Linked DNA regions of Homo sapiens: region 1 is linked to region 2. Evidence: chromatin contacts called from ENCODE Hi-C or POLR2A ChIA-PET data. All regions are on one chromosome and are shown on one strand. The core of a region is the stretch at or near the end of the contact, and the rest is flanking DNA. Distances in the headings are between cores, read along the strand shown.

Region 1 (2,700 bases), core at 152-2,651, 2.0 Mb before region 2:
TAGTCTGAGGCACCTGGATGAAAGGTGGTTATAGTGAGTTATGTACACAATTCCCACACATTTTAAACACTTGATTCCTACAGAGCTATCAAACTAATGGAAGGCAAGTTACTCAGAGTTTGGTTGACTGATACCTCCAGGGATTGCATTTTCTAAATACAGAGCTTGCTTTCACAATTTCAGCAGGATACAAGAGTGTTCAGAATTGGGGGTTTACCATTCAAAGGGCAGAGGCCAGAGACTTGAATTTACAAGGAGGGTCCTCAACACAGACATCGAGATTACAGTACATTAATTTCTCTTGCACATGAAGAAGTTGAGGCTTCACAATTTCAGCATGACCCAGTATAGTTGCAACATCTTACCCATCACTGGGTGTGTATCTTCTGTGTACACTGGCCCTTTCAACATCTAAGGCCAGGCTAGGTGCTCATAGCAACTGGCTCCCCAGGAACTAACGAAAGAGAAAGCAAGAAACAGTGGAGGGGTTTTGGTGATGGTGGAAGGCAGGGGAGATAGAAGTGGGGGTTGCAGAAGGTCGTGGTGAGGCAGAGTGGCAGACAAATGGGGAATGAGAAGTCTTGCCAAGCCCAGAAGACTATCGTTGTGTAAACACACAATATGCTTCAGGCTATGTATTCTGGGCAACAGTTCCTGCCCTAAAAGGTGTGGACATTTAAATTAGGGTAGGATTGCGCATTCTGTGATAGAGACTGGCACAGAGACAAAGTGGAACTCCTCTACGTTGGGGAGGGGAAAACATACATTAGCCTGTTTTGAACCTTAGACCAAGACAAGACAAACACACAAACACCATTTAATTTCATACTGCAATAAAATTCTTTGTACCAAACCATGGGATCAAAATTGTTACAGATACTCAGTGAACAGTTCCAATGCATTCATTCATCCAGTCACTTACTCCACAGGGGTTTGAGTGCCTGCACTTGGTGCTGGGCACGGCTGAGCCATCCCAGACGCCAAGGAGTTTACAGTCTAGTCCAGTCAGTGACGAGGTTAAAACGAATTCTCGCATCATTGCTACTGCGAATGCACCGGGACAGGATCAGCCCTTCAAATTCTCCCACGTGGTCCCTGCAGGTGAGTGTGGGTGTGAGCGCTTGCGGCCCGTGGTGTTTGGGAGTGAGAGAGCACGTGTGTCAGAATGGCGCCTGTCACAGTGCGCGTCCAGGTGTCTCTGCAGTACGCCTCTCCATAGCCACCCGAGCCGGGCTGTATGGGCTTGGCTAGGCTTATGTCTCCCGCCCACGCACCGGAGGCGGTGCGGAAAGCACTCCGCGGGCGCGATTGTGAGTGAGCGCGGGCGCGCGCGGGAGGGGCGCGCCGCGCTGGCTGGGCCGCGCGCAGGCGCAGAGTGCGGAAGTCGGGCCGCGGCCGCCGCAGAGCGCCGGGGGCGGGAGGAGCAAACGCAGGAGGCCATGGCCGCCGACGCCGGCGCCGGCTGCTAAGGGGCTCGGCCCGCGAGCGCCTGCTGCCGCGGACGATGGTGACCGTACGGGCCGGGCCGCTGCCGCTGCCGCTGCCTCCGCCTCCCCAGAAGCAACATCCGAGGCTCGGCGCAGAAGAGCCGCCGCTGTGAGCCGTGCCGTACCGGCCCCCGCCGCCGCCCGAGGAGAACGGGAGGGCGGGCGAGAGAGCCGGGGAGTTGCGGAGCCCGCCCGCCGGCAGCGCCGCTCCCCAGGGAGGGAGTCCGCAGCCTGAGGTGACCACGCCGCCCGCCCGGCCCCTTCCCATCCCCGCGCCCCCCGGCCGCTTCCCACGGCCTCCCTCCCCTCCCCCATCGCGTCGCAGGCTCCTTCCTCTTCTCCCTGTTCGCCCCTTTCCTTTTATCTCGCTTCACCTCCCTCTTCTCCCTAGCATTGGAGGAGTCCACATCCCCTCTTCAGCCGCAGCACCCCTCCCTCCCATCCTCTAGCTCTTCCCGCGGTGGTCGCCTCCCTCCGACCCTGCTCTCCCCTCCTGGGCCCCGCGCAAAGCCCCCTCTGTTCCAGCTCCCGGGCCTCGGCTGCCTCCCCGCCCTCCCATCCCTTCCTCTTCCCAGGGCCTGGAGCGCTCCCTTACATTCCTGAGATGCCCTTCCTCGGGGCTGTCCCCCTTTGCCTCCCCAGCATCCCATTTCTAGGCCTTTTTCAAGACCCTTCCAGAGCGGCCCCTTTCCAGCTCCCTTTCTCGTTTCCATTTCCAACTTTGCCTCTTTTGCCTCTTTGTTCACTTTGCTTCCAAGCTCCCCTCCCTCTTTCCCTTCGTCTTACCCTGCTTTGATCTACGCAGCCCCAAACTCAAGCTCCCCGCTTTCAGGTGGTGCGAGGTTGTTTGGGGGTGCGGAAGGGCCTGCCAGTCCATTTTTCGAGGGGGGCCCATTGCTCTGCATCCCGTCCGTCAGTCCCTTTTATAGTAAGAGGGCTCCTCATCCCTTCCTTTTTGTCCCCGTGGTTTCCTCTGTCTTGCCATCCCTTCTGTCTTCTCCCTCCAATACTGCTTTCCCCACCCAAGGACCCTCAGACCCGTGAACCCCCTTTCTGGAATGAGTTCCCTTTCTGTTCGGGGATGCTGAACTTCGCCCGCGTTTTTCTTCGCGAGCCTTTTGGTACGTGGCGTGGCGCGACAGAGTCAGCACCCTTGGCGAGATAGGAGGGGAGCTCTCGAGCCTCTTTCCTGGAAGAGTTTTTGCTGAACGTA
Region 2 (2,763 bases), core at 208-2,707:
CCAAACTCATGCCACCACCTACTAAGTCAGACTCCAACAAAGAACTGGAGCACTTTTGTTTCTAAGTGACCATCAGGCACCTAATATTATTTTCCCTTCAGTAAAATATAAGTGATAATCCTTGTCCTACCCCACTAATGATGTAAAAATAATATAACCATACAGTAAGAAATCAAACATGCTTTGAAAAATTGCAGCATAGGGCTAAACAAGAGCCACTGCATAAAGCAAAGAAGTTTTGAAGAAGAAAGGGATCTTGAAGGTTGTTATTTCCAGTTTTTTCATTTTATGAAGAAAGAACCTGAAACAGGAGGTAGACATTTGCCCAGACTGGATCACCTACTGAGAAGTAGAGTTTGGTCTCCTGACCCTTTGTCCAATGCTTTTTCTACCAAACTACATTATTAGGATTATTCCTGTTGCTTTTGTTATTAGTGATGTTAAGAAGCACAAGACTATTTTTAGATAAAGAGATAGACTGACCTAGCAAAGCAGCCATACTCCTTCTGGGTAAGAACCGCTGGTCTGCACTGCAGAAACTTTGTTCTTAATAACCCTGGTGTCCTAAGAAGTCTATCAAGAGATGAAGAGGTTTGCCATTGTGCCTTACAACTTTTAGATAATTAAATGCCTGGGAAATCTTATTTCAAGATCAGGCTAGCGACGAGTATTGAGACAAACAGAGTTATTCATGAAAACGTTAACACTGAACCCAAAACTTAACCATTCTAAACACCAGTTTCTTCCACTAAAAAATAAGAAAGCTGGGGTAGATCATCCCATTGAATGCTAGTGTTGTATTAATCTATGTTTCATTAAATTTAGTATGTTTCATTAAATTTAGTATGTTTCATAGAAAGTTCAAGTTTTATCGAATCATAATACTTGCTACCTAAAATGTTATTCATAATTTAAAAACCAAACATAACCTTGCAGGGGGAAAAAGCTGATGAATGTTAAATTTACAGTTTTTAGAACTGAAATCACCTAGCACCACCATTTCACCTCTTGACTGCTCTCTGCATTCTCCTCTGATTACTTTTACTGTACTTTTTATGTTGTTACAATAAGCATGTTTGTGTTTCCTGTGCTCTATTTTATGCTATGTATATATTTTTGCATTAGCCCAGTCCAAACATAAAATGCTATGCGAAAAAAGACAAATGAAACTGCTCACATACCCCATGACGATCTTCAAAGTATGCCAGGCTGGCTTTGGTTAACACAAAGAAGCGGACTTTAAAGTTCGAGGGAGAAGTTCTTCTCTTTTGTTGGGATTTCTTGATGAGCTGTTCTTCCAGGAGGATAAAGTTGTTCATGATCCAGTTCTTGAAAGGTGGTGCACCTTGGGCATCACCTCTTAGCACAACCAAAGGAAAGAGTTTTGGGGCAAAGAATGCAATGTGGAGGCAGTTGATCTTCAGAGAGCTGCTCAAGGGCAACTTGCCTTCAACGTTATCTTTCTATCAACGTTCAGCCAACATAGCTGAGCTTCTCCTCTGATGTCAAAGGCCGAAACCACATCCTTTCAAAATTCACAAAACGAGGAGGCATATGTAAAAAATACATACAGCCTTTGCTAATGGCTTGAAATGATATTTGAAAAACTGTAAACTCAAAATTGTGGTAAGGATTACAGTTTAATCTTTATAGTTCCTGGTTTAATCCATCCAGCAGTTAAATCATGTAGCACAAGGAGTAAGGACAATGTGTGGTTTTGCTTACCATGATATACTCAGCAACCATCACAGTACCTGACACATAAAACAGATGTTCAAGAAAAATTTGTTGAATGGATCATCACCAAATTGGGTTGGACAATTAAAAGAGGTAATGAGCACAAAACCCTCACACATTAAAGTGAAGAAATATGTTGCTGAAGTTTATTAGTTTTTAAGATTTAAATTAAAGCCCATAGAAATTTCTCAATGCTACATATAGATGACTGCCTTTCTGTCCTGACGTTTTGTGGAAGAGTGAAAAATAAGTGAATCCTTCAGAATGGCATAATAAACAAAGTATATGTGGGCTTTGAAAACAGACAAACTTGTGTTGGATTCCCAGCTCTGTCACTTACTATGCTGTTTCTCTTTGAGCAAGCCATGACTTCTCTGATCCTTAGCTTCCTTGTGAGGGTCCTTTGGAGGACTGAATCCCATACATCTTATGAATGGTAGGTGCTAGTCATACATGTCACCTTAGAGTTAGTACATAGTTGAAGTATAATGTGTGACAGTTACCTCTACTATGTTAATAATCAAGAGATTTTAGTGTAAGCAGATATTGCATGTAGTGGGTAGGGATAAATAATAAATGAAATAATAATTATTGCTGTATAGGAGTGAAATTCTCCAATGTTTATTTTTAAATGTAAATTACCAGACAACAGCCTAATTTTATTTCATATACTGGATGCCCCAGCATAATCAAGACACCCAGGAGGGTACGGTACTGGTATATTTTAAATTACCTCCCCCATTCTGAGATTCTTAAGACATATGTGTGGAAATACACTGCCCAAACAAGATAGTATTTTTTTTTTCTGAGTATGGGCTTGAGGTAGGGATTGCTACTATTCCCAAATAGCTACTCTCTCCTTCTTACTAGAGTAACAGAATCCCTGACAGTTATCTGGGCATCTGGCCAGCAAGAATAAAGACTACAAATTTTAGCCTCCCTTGTAGCTAGGTGTAGTTGTATGACTGTCTTCTGGTCAACTGAATGTAGCAGAAGTCGTGTGCACAACTTCTAGGAAATTTCCTT

The links. Hi-C counts contacts between places; a loop is a spot of excess contacts on that map. ChIA-PET counts read pairs that join two places held with the same protein, here RNA polymerase II (POLR2A). Pooled maps may share reads with other maps.
Region 1: a pooled map shows a loop between it and region 2 (5-fold over the local background). The contact joins the promoter of RNF145 here to the promoter of ITK in region 2. A Hi-C loop is called at or near these places in 6 of 50 pooled maps. POLR2A ChIA-PET finds 5 or more read pairs at or near these places in 4 of 52 experiments (activated B cell, activated CD4-positive, alpha-beta T cell and activated naive CD4-positive, alpha-beta T cell).

The regions. Positions count from the first base shown.
Region 1 is chr5:159,208,254-159,210,953 of GRCh38, reverse strand. RNF145 (ring finger protein 145) reads left to right here and starts at 1,401. Exons shown (of 11, transcript NM_001199383.2): 1 at 1,401-1,723. It overlaps LOC107986468 (a long non-coding RNA gene), which reads right to left. Exons shown (of 2, transcript XR_001742943.2): 1 at 2,274-2,700; 2 at 802-1,095. RefSeq lists enhancers at 929-1,028, 2,616-2,700, 2,635-2,700 and silencers at 1,199-1,488, 1,529-1,718.
Region 2 is chr5:157,179,534-157,182,296 of GRCh38, reverse strand. ITK (IL2 inducible T cell kinase) reads right to left here and starts at 1,457. Exons shown (of 17, transcript NM_005546.4): 1 at 1,182-1,457. The coding sequence starts at 1,319.